Linked DNA regions of Homo sapiens: region 1 is linked to region 2. Evidence: read pairs that join two places in POLR2A ChIA-PET (ENCODE). Cell type or tissue: HepG2. All regions are shown on one strand. Links, peaks and the distances in the headings refer to the core of each region. The heading gives the core; the rest is flanking DNA.

Region 1 (5,376 bases), core at 219-5,218, 200 kb after region 2:
ACTTGAGAGGCGGAGGTTGCAGTGAGCAGAGATCATGCCACTGCACTCCAGCCTGGGCGACAAGAGCAAGACTCCGTCTTAAAATAAAATAAAATACAAAATAAGTTAAAAATTGGATTCAGGCCAGGTGCAGTGGCTCACACCTATGATCCCAGCACTTTGGGAGGCTGAGGTGGGTGGATCACTTGAGGTCAGGAATTCAAGACCAACCTAGCCAACATGGTGAAACCTCATCTCTACTAAAAGCACAAAAAGTTAGATGGGTGTGATAGCACACTCCTGTAATCCCAGCTACTAGGGAGGCTGAAGTGGGAGGATCGCTTGAACCCAGGAGGCAGAGGCTGCAGGGAGTCGAGACTGTGCCACTGCACTCCAGCCTAGGCAACAGAACAAGACTCTGTCTCAAAAAAAAAAAAAAAAAAAGGATTCATACCCCTCTCCTGCTTAGCCTCTGCCATCAGCAGTCCCCTGGTTTCAGCCGATGAATGGAGGCTCCCAAATGCCAGCTTGGAGGTCATTGTGGGTCCCGATGAAGCTTTCACTGGTACCTGAAAAATGAGAGAAGAAAAGACAGCGCACAGAGGATTTTCATGAGGCCACATTGATGCACATCAAATAACTGTCTCTGATCCTGAGATTAAGCCCTTCACTCCTTTCTCGTGTTAAAATGTCCTATATCCTGGTGACTGAAGGTGACAGGGGATTGTAGTGGCAGGAGTTGTTTTGGTGTTTTAATGCCTCGCTTGGTAAGGTGAAAGGCTGGCCGATAATACATCACACATTGTTCCGGACTTGTGTTGTTGAACACAGGGAGGGAGAAACGGGACGCCTGCCTGCAGCATTTCCATGGCTGTCTGCCCTTGTGGCTATTTCTGCCCTCACTGGGAGGGTGGCCTTTGTCATATCGTCTGTGTGCTCAGCACCTTGGAAACTCTCTCGCTATATTTGGGACCCTTAAAACATAAACTCACAGCTTCCCTAGCAGCTAAATATAAGCGTATGACCAGAGTCCACCACGTGGAGCTTGGACTCTGAGGCTCCGATTCATGCAGAAGGAGGGAAGAGAGCCGGCGGGAGCGTCAGGGCAGCAGTGGTCACGGGGGTGAGCTCCTGACCCGGCCGAGGGTCTGTGGGGGACACACAGCCATGGCAGTTTGCTCTAGTGCCAGGCACGCCCACTGCAGCCACACTTTTGTCACCAGGCCAGTTCTGGACAGGGTTCCTGGAAGCTTAGCACTGAGTGTGGGGCTCAGCTCTCCCAGCCCTACTGTGAATCGCCCAGGTCCCCTTTAATAAGCCCCTTTGGTGAAGAATCAACACTTGGCAATTTTGTTGCCTTCAGATGAACACCTTGACTTCCTGCTCTGTTTACTCCTTCAGGATTCAGCTCTGCAAATCACGCTCCTAGGTGAGTCTTCTCAGATGCTCCCTCTGCGAAAGGTCCTTCCTTTGTTTTCCCATAGCTCTCTGACCTCACCACAAATAGAACTTGAATCTCTCTGTATCACAGCTGAGTCTTTGCCTGGTGTACCCCACAGACTGTGAACTGGACAAGGAGGATGTCACAGCGCTGGACTCACACTCAATAAATTCAACCTCACACTCAATACATTCTTGGATGAATGAAATCTTCAGAGAAATTTCCTCAGGGGCATGGAGGCCAGGTCCCAGTGCCTGAATAGCTTTGTGAGTACCTTGTGGTGCTCCTTTCTTTTTTTTATTGAGATGGATTCTCGCACTGTCGCCTGGGCTGGAGTGCAGTGGCACAATCTCGGCTCACTGCAACTTCTGCCTCCTGGGTCCAAGCGATTCTTCTGCCTCAGCCTCCGGAGTAGCTGGGATTACAGGTGCCCACCACCACGCCTGGCTAATTTTTTGTACTTTTAGTAGAGACGGGGTTTTACTAGGTTGGCCAGGCTGGTCTCGAACTCCTGACCTTGTGATCTCCCCGCCTCGACCTCCCAAAGTGCTGGGATTACAGGCGTGAGCCACCACCCCCAGCCGACTCCTTCTTTCTTAATCTAACAAATACATGTTTTGTGGGTGAATCCAGACCGTGTTCTAGAAAGTTTCATCTCTACTCGTTTTTAGTTTGTTGGTCTTCCCGCTATAATGTTACGTATGTTTAACTCAGCTGAAGCTCACACTTTGGAATAACAAGTGCTTGCTTTATTTTTCACACACCCACATATTTTTCTGCACTCGAAGTGCAAAATCAGTTCACACCCAGGGTGTAGACGATCCCACGTAGGAGAGAATAGCAAGTGTGGGTACGCTTGGTGGACATCTGTAGCCTCAGGTGAGCTTTCTGGGGGTTGAAAGTTCTCTCTGAACAGTCCCCTGACACCTGAGCCAGCCCAAGGCAGGCAGAGGGGGGATAGGGAGGTTGCCTGGCAACTCCAGGAGGCTCAGAGCCATCCTTTTTGTCTAGGAGAGAAAAGATCCAGAGAACTGAGTCACTTACATTTTTTATCCCGAGCCTGGTTAGAACCAACATACACAGAATGAGGAATTTACAGCAAAATTCACACCGACAGATCAGCATAACAACCTGTAACACTGACAGGTACAAACGCAATTCTGTGCCTGTTTATGGGAGTGCTGGACAGCGTGGATTCTTTGCACAGCCAGTGAATTCATAAGTATATTATTATGCATTAAAAATATCTTTAGAAAGTCAGATTCCAGTTCTTCCAGGAGCTTTGTACAACACCTTTACATATTCCTCATTATCACATTTTCCATGGATAGATGAGCTGAGAAATTAAAGACAGGAAAGGGGATGTGTGTTGAGGGACTCAGGGCACTCGACCTACTTAAAAATAATTCACACGGACCCTGGAGATTTACGGATTTTTTCCCAGGACCTGGGAGATAGCTATCATTTTTCAAATATTAGGTTTATACAGAATAAACCATAAATATTAGGTTTATACAGAATATTAGGTTTATACAGAGATATACCAAAGGTTGATGTCACTATGCCAGGCACAAGAATATCAGAACAAGGATAATTTTTTTGCATTCAGAAATTCATATCCAAGCAAAAACAACTCCATTTTCTGTTTGTGACGTGCATGTAACAATATTCCAAAATCCTACTTCAAATATTATTAAAGTACTTTGCTGTAGTCAGGCAGCTTTCTCTCCTTCAATGAAAGAGCTTTGTATGGTTACTCACACTTCACTTCAAACAAAGCAGTTTCTTAGTGTCATTACTAGTATCACTATTTTCAAAATGTCCTAAAAATACGTTTTCTAAGCCAGGCACAGTGGTTCATGCCTGTAATCCCAACACTTTGGGAGGCTGAGATGGGAGCATTGCTTGAGGCCAGGAGTTCGAGGCCAGTCTGGGCAACATAACGAGACCCCATCTTAAAATAAATAAATAAATAAATACATTTTTTAAAAAAATATGTTTTCCTTACATTATTGAATTTTTTTTTTTTTGGCAGTCTCTTTCTTGTTACCCATGCTGGAGTGCAGTGGTACCATCACAGCTCACTGCAGCCTCAACCTCCTGGGCTCAAGTGATCCTCCCACTGCAGCCTCCCAAGTAGCTGGGACCACAGCTGTGTGCCACCACCATGCTCGGCTATTTTTTTTTCTTTTTTAACTTTTAGTGGAGATGAGATCTTGCCATGTTGCCTAGGCTGGTCTCGAACTACTGGCCTCAAGCCATGCTCCTACCTCGAACCCCCTAAGTTCTGGGATTACAAGCATGAGCCATGGCACCCAGCCACATTATTGAAATTTTTATAAAAGTATCTTATTTGGGCATTTTGCAAGTCAGCCAGATCACAACAGAGCTCTGGTTGAAATATAATTATTATCTTGGATTTCCATGTATTTTCTTTCATTCACAGCTCTGAGAGGAGGCCGACTGGCTACCAGCCTAGTAATCTGGAGAAAATGAAAGAATTCCACTATTTAATATCATTCTGAAAACATAGTTGCTGTGACCACTCGTCTGTGTCTTTAAGTGTAGCCCATGGAGCTCCTGAAGAAAACTCAGCAGGAGAAAGCCTGCTAAAAATGCAGCTTCCAAGACCTTCCCAGGCCTCCTGAATCTGATGCCTGTGGAGGCCCAGGAATCTGCAATTTAGCAAGCTTTCCATCGGATTCTTCCGTGTCCTAAAGTGTGAGGACAAGCTCCATTTTTGATTTTTTTGGTAAAATTCTAGACAGAAAAGAAACAAATGACTTCCGTGTCTGGAGAGGAGGGGAGGAGGGGGGATTCTGTTTGTGATTTCTAAATATTTCAGCAGCCACAGCTCCAGCCTCTTCCCTCTGCACCTCCTGGCTTCCAATCATTGTTGGACTTGCAGTCACCTCCTGCTGAACTTTAATTAAAATCCAGGCAGTCGTGTTCAGGGAGCCTGCTTGATGCAGACCACGTGACTGGGACCTGTTGGGCTGCCCCTGCTGAGAGGGATAAAGAAGCCAGCCAGGGCTTAGCAATGGACCCCTCTCTCTACCCAGTGTCTGTCTCAGGCTTTCTGTGCATCACAGAGTGATTTTTTTTTTTTTTTCTGAGACGGAGTTTCGCTCTTGTTGCCCAGGCTGGAGTGTAATGGCGCGATCTCGGCTCACCGCAACCTCCGCCTCCCGGGTTCAAGCAATTCTCCTGCCTCAGCCTCCTGAGTAGCTGGGATTACAGGCATGTGCCACCACACCCAGCTAATTTTTTGTATTTTTAGTAGATATGGAGTTTCTCCATGTTGATCAGGCTGGTCTTGAACCCCCGACCTCCTGTGATCCGCCCGTCTCGGCCTCCCAAAGTGCTGGGTTTACAGGCATAAGCCACCGCGCCTGGCCTGAGAGAGTGATTTTTATCCCCTTGCTGGAAACTCCGAAACAGGACAGCATGTGCCCCTGGCCAGGCTAAGGCCTGGGGCTGACCTGAGGCTATGTGTTCAGGGACTAAGGGCCATGGCTGTTTGGATGGACAGAGGCTCCCTGTCTCTGTGGAAGGTACCACACGGGCAGATCCACAGTCCTCACATCTGGCTGATGCCAATCTTCAGACAGGACTTTGCTCAGGTCCCTTTTGCACACTGGTACCTGTGTAGTAGGCCTCTGTAAGTCCCTGGGAGGTATGCAGGTGAGGTATTCGTGTGTGTGTGTGTGTGTGTGTGTGTGTGTGTCTGTGTGTGTGTCTCCACCAGGTTCAAGGAGGGTTCTGAGACAAGCCCAGTTCCTGGCATTCCTTACCCTGGGCAACACCATGACTACAGAAGCAAAAGCGGCTCCAGTTTTATTCCTAGGCCACCCGGACTAATAACAGCCAAGGCTCACTTAGCACTTACCCTGTGCCCATCACAGTCCTAAGCACTTTAGAGATTTTTAGCTCATTTGACTCTGGCAATAGCCTGT
Region 2 (5,376 bases), core at 296-5,295:
TTTTACCATGTTGGCCAGGCTGGTCTCGAACTCCTGACCTCAGGTTATCCACCCGCCTCGGCCTCCCAAAGTGCTGGGATTATAGGCATGAGCCACCGCGCCCAGCCTAAAAGAGCCAATCTCTAAAAGGGTGAATATGATATAATTTTATTTACAGACTAGTGGTTGCATAGGGTTGGTAGAGGAGAACGAATGTGACAATAAGAGGGCAGCATGAGAGATATTGGGAGGGTTGGAGCAGTTCTGTATTTTGATTGAGGTGGTGGTTATAGAAATCTACACATGTGACAAAATTGCTTAGAAACACACACACACGAGTGCATGAAATCTGAATAAGATCTGTGGATTGTACCTAGGTCAATTTCTTGGTTTTGATATTGTACTGTCTCAGTGCATTTTCTGTTGCTATAACTGGAATACCTAAGACTGAGTAATTAATAAAGAAAAGAAATTTATTCCTTAGAGTTCCAGAGGCTGCGAATTCCAAAGTCTAGAGGCTGCATCTGGTGAGGGCCTTCTTGCTGGTGGGGACTCTCCGCAGAGTCCCGAGGTGGTGCAGGGCATCACATGGTGAGGGGACTGAGCATGCTGGCTTAAGTATCTCTTTCTCCTCTTATAAAAGAGCCACTAATGCTCCATCCTCACTTCCCAAAGGTCCCACCTCTCCAATACCATAGTCAGATTTCCCACCCCTTAATACTTTCACAGGGGGGATTAGGTTTTAACATGAGTTCCCGTCGCATATTACAAATCTATAAGATATTAGTATTGGGGGAGACTGGGTAAAGCACACACAAATCTGCTCTACGCTGTTCTTGCAATTCCTATGAATCTATAGTTTTTTTAAAAACAAAAAGTTTTAAAACATTCTATTGAAGTATCCATGGTTTAGCTAAGGGCTATGCCTTCTTTTAAAATGTGGAAGAATTTTATACTGTTTAGCACAACCTAACCATAGAAATGTTTTGAATTCCACTGTACAATATGTGTGTCCCTAAAGAAGAAACAACTGTGCCAAAAGCCATTAGGTGCCGACTTTCACTTGAATCTTAGAAAGAAATAATGCTGTGAAGGCTTTCTTTTTGCTTCTTGCATGCCAGTGCCGGGGCAGGGGCCTGTGGAGAGCTGCCTTGCTCAGGTGGAAGGAGACTGAGCAAAGCACTCCAAGAAGGCTGCATCGCGTTTAGGGGCGGTGGGGTTCACCACCATTGCCTGATGGTGTTCGAGACCCCACATGAACCCACGACTCAACCTAAGCAACAGAAATGATGTCCAGGGCAGCCAGGACCTGGTCCAAGAGAAGCCATGCCATCATCTTCCCCAGCCACCTGCATTTTGAGGAAGGGGCACTGTTGGAAGAATCTCCCTGACTTGAACCAGCAGTAAGGAATTACAAGGGTAGGCAATTGGAGACCTTCATCTCCTCCCTGCCCCTCTTAATATCTGGGTATACAGTTCTTACTTGGGTCAAAATGTGTGTGGCCTACAGAAACTAAATGGGAGCACTATAAATAATGCAAGCTATTCCAAAGCCATTACAACAAAGGCAAGCTTGAAAACTCAAATGCCTGCAGGGGCTGGACAGGAAAAGGAGCGCGTGGGCCAAGCAGGACTGTGTGAACTGAAGAAACAAACTGGGTCTAAGGGAACCTTCTCAGCTGACTGCTCCCTGGGGACACGGAGTCACCAAATGTCCCAGCTTCTCAAGACATGCCAGAAACCTGGGTTTTCATGTAAAATGCACTGCTTTGAATGTAATAAAATTGTTTAAGACATCACATGCACGAAACAAGACACAAGTGCCAACAACATCTGACTTGTTCCTACCAGTCCACCTCCCCCGCAAGCCACTGTCCTTAAGAAAGAAAGGCAAGGACCAGGGGAAAGCCAGCAGGTCAGTCTGGGCCACGAGACAGCAGCTCTGCTACCCTTGACCTTGACATTTGTCCTCAGGCCTCTGGAGCTGCAGTGGCAGAGGAAAGCGACTTCACAGGAGAGAGAAACCAGATTGAGCGACATTGGGAGTTTGAACTGGCTCCACCAAGAATTTTTAAAAGGGACCAGGGCACAGTGGCTCACACCTATAATCCCAGCGCTTTGGGAGGTCGAGGCAGGTGGATCACTTGAGTCCAGGAGTTCGAGACCAGCCTGGGCAACATGGGGAAACCCCATCTCTAAAAAAATACAAAAATTAGCTGAGCATGCTAGCACATGTCTGTGGTCCCAGCTACTTAGGAGGCTGAGGTGGGAGGATCACTCGAGCCAGAGTTGCAATGAGCCCAGATCATGCCACTGCACTCCAGCCTGGGCAACAGAGCCAGACTCTCAAAAAATAAATAAATAAAACTAAAAAAGGGATGAGCCGGAACATAATGTATTAATGTGAGCTTTTCCAACCTTCCATCCTCCAATCCAAGAGGGGAGGAAAGCTTGAGGAACACGATGTGCAGACCGGGGCTGAGGCTGGGGGACCAGGGAAGGGGAGGGTGCGGTCTGAGAACACTGGAGGGTGAGTGCAGTGGGTTTAAGGAAAGCTGCCAGGGACTAAGATTAGATCATCTTTACTGTCCTTCAAGAGGCCCAGGTAAAAGCGGAATTACTTTTGACTGTTACACTGTGTGTTAGAATTCAATAAGACCTTGCTGAGACTCGGCCAGTTCAGGTGAATCTGTTTACTGTGTAGAAATTCTTTCAGTTCCATCTGCAAACTGAAGGAGAGGCTTTATTCCCCCCGTAGTCTGCAGGTCTAAGGATGCGCTCTGTAAAATTTCGTAAGCCTCTGGGACTTGCCCAGCGTTCTCAGTGGTGACTGTCTTAAAAGCGACAATGTTGTTTGGGAGCATGGAGGTGAAGTGAAGAGAGGGCAGCTGCTCCACTTCGTGGCCTACGTGGGGAGGAGAGAAACTCCCCCTCAGGTTAAGGGCAGAAGACTTGTGTAGGGAGGGGTCATGTCATGAGGAAAAGCTGCACCTGTGACATGGGGGCAAGACAGGGCTTGTCTGATAAACTGGTGAGACTGCCCGGCTGAAGCCCATTCTGAGGGGGGATTGACAGACGAGCCTCTTGGAAGAGAATTTTCCCAAGGGAAGAGAGCCAGGCAGGCAAGGTCAGGCCGGAACAAAGCCTTAGTCATCCGAGGACGACACACTCCGAGTCCAGCCCACGTGACCCTGATCCAGCCCATGGAATCTGGCTGAAATCCTGGGAGAAATGACTTGGAGCCAAGATGAAAAGAGGTGTGCTCATCACAAGTCAGTCAGACCCTGGGGGTGCCAGACGGGGAGAGGGGCTTCATCCCTGCTTCTTCCCAAAGCAGCCCTCAGCTGTGCTCCCATATGTGACCCGCCCCCACCACCTCACCCCAGGAAGGGCCCACAGGGGTCAGAGAAGCACCTGGGTGCCTGGGGAAGGAGGGCCAGAGTCCACAAGGGACACTCCCAGGACTTCCAGGACTTCTGGGGGTGGGGCAGCCTAAGGTCATCAAATAACAGGAAGGGGCAAGAAAACACATGCTCCAAGAGTGAAAGTGACCCCAAGCTAACATCCAATCTAGGAGGCCCAAGAAAGCCCAGAAGACAGGCGCATCCACATGTCCCCCCATGATTATTTTTTAGGGTATCATGTTTTACTTTACTAAAATTGTAAGCTCCTTGAAAGCAGGAATCTTTGTCTCTTTTATTCGATGCTCCGTTCCGGTGACAGAAAAGTGCCTGGTGTATAGTAAAGTCAATACTTATTGTCTGATAAATTTCCCATAGAGTTTCACCATCATAGGGTTTTTTTTTTTTTTTTAATCAATTGTTCTCAAGCTTTTTGTAGCAGCAGATGGTCTTCTTGAAATAAAACCTCGTGGGGAAGCTCAAAAAGCAAAACAGATAAATGTGGAGTTCCTCTGATAGAAGAGGAGATGGAATGAGGGATCTCTGTCCAACGCAGCCCAGCCCAGCCCCATGCCTTATGGCTGGCCCTGAGAATGCTTCAGGCAATTCCTTAGGCCACAAAGAAGACAGCTAAAAACACAAATATGGTCATTTTGTTAAAAACGAAGCTGACAGAGATGCCCATGCAACCTTTCCCCCTGGTGGCATTTGGAAAAAAACTCAGTGATATGAGATGAAGCCCCAGGGAAAGGATTAATGCTAGCTTAGCATATGGACGGATGGAGAAGCTGAAGTCAGGGCACCCTTCAGTTCATTATGCAGGGACGGAGGGCAGAGCAACCCAAACCTGGCACATCATGCTCCTCCAGCCAACATGACAGCACCCGGCGAGCCCTGACACCTCATAAATATTCATGGCCTTTGGCTCAGCAGTTTCTGAATATTCCTAAGTTTGAACTCTGCCTCCACACTGCCCGGGACAGGAAGCCAGGTGGAATTGAGACACAGCCCTTGCAGTTTTATCAAATGGTGAGTTTAATTCTATTATTATTTTATCCTTCCCCAGAAAACTCCAGTTTTGCATTTATATTGAGTTACTCCTGGCTGTGTCTAGCAACAATGACACAATGTCCCTGTCAGGACACATCCCAAGCCACGGGGGTCATCCTCTATCTCCCATTCATACGGGTGTTTCTAACTTTTGCCGAGTCTAATTCCAGAGTAAGAAAATAACACTAGTGCCTGACAAACAGCCAGCACCAGGGGGTCGAACTGCATAGATTCTAGAGTTGCAGGGCCTGGGACCAAATGGCAGCTCTGTCATTTTTGCTTGTGAATGTTGCTGATTTGGGCAACTTATGTGGTTTCTGTAAGTCTTTGTTGAGAATCTCTACAGTGTGGGTAATCATGCCTGTATCAGTTTCCTATTGCTGCTGTAACAAAAGACCACAAACATAGGAACTTAGAACAACCCAAACTCATTATCTCATTGTTCTGGAGGTCAGAGATCTGATATGGATCTTACTAGGCTCGATCAAGGTTTCAGGAGGGCTGCGTTCCCTCCAGAGGCCACCACTTTCCTTGGCTCATGGCCCCTTCCTCCATCGTCAGAGCCAGCACTGGCCAGCTGTGTCCTCCCACGCTGCATCCCTCTGACTTCTTCCTGCTGCTTCTATTTATAAGGAATCTTGTGATCATATTGGGCCCATGCAGGGAATCTAGGATGATCTTGCTATTTTAAGCTCATTGATTAGCAACCTTAATTCAATCTGCAACCTTAATTCCCCTTTGCCATGTATGGTAACATATTCACAATTTCCAGGAATTAGGACACAGACATCTTTGGTGGGTTATTATTCTGCCAACCACATTACTCTTCTCCTAGTGTGAGGGGGAAGGGGTAATGTGAGAGCAAGCAGGCCCATGGCCTGCATGTAACTGAGTGGCTGTCTTCAGAAGCCGGACACAATGAGCCACGCTGACACCAGGAAGTTGG

What was found. ChIA-PET counts read pairs that join two places held together with the same protein. Peaks named below come from ENCODE experiments on the same cell type or tissue, not always from the same donor. Only the 100,000 strongest peaks of a DNase experiment are listed, where the experiment ranks them.
Region 1: POLR2A ChIA-PET joins it to region 2 with 6 read pairs; 2 of 35 experiments call an interaction of 5 or more read pairs at or near these places.

What each region holds. Positions count from the first base shown.
Region 1 is chr2:235,062,752-235,068,127 of GRCh38, forward strand. No RefSeq gene overlaps it. Among named protein-coding and RNA genes, the nearest start is that of SH3BP4, 110 kb to the left of the region's middle. In HepG2, for the core only: no CTCF peak of the experiment used is centred there; no DNase peak of the experiment used is centred there; H3K27me3 peaks cover 1,687 bases.
Region 2 is chr2:234,860,415-234,865,790 of GRCh38, forward strand. All of the region lies in intron 2 of LOC101927896 (a long non-coding RNA gene), which reads right to left. Among named protein-coding and RNA genes, the nearest start is that of SH3BP4, 89 kb to the right of the region's middle. RefSeq lists enhancers at 2,572-3,144, 2,991-3,285. In HepG2, for the core only: no CTCF peak of the experiment used is centred there; a DNase peak (open chromatin) is centred at 3,127.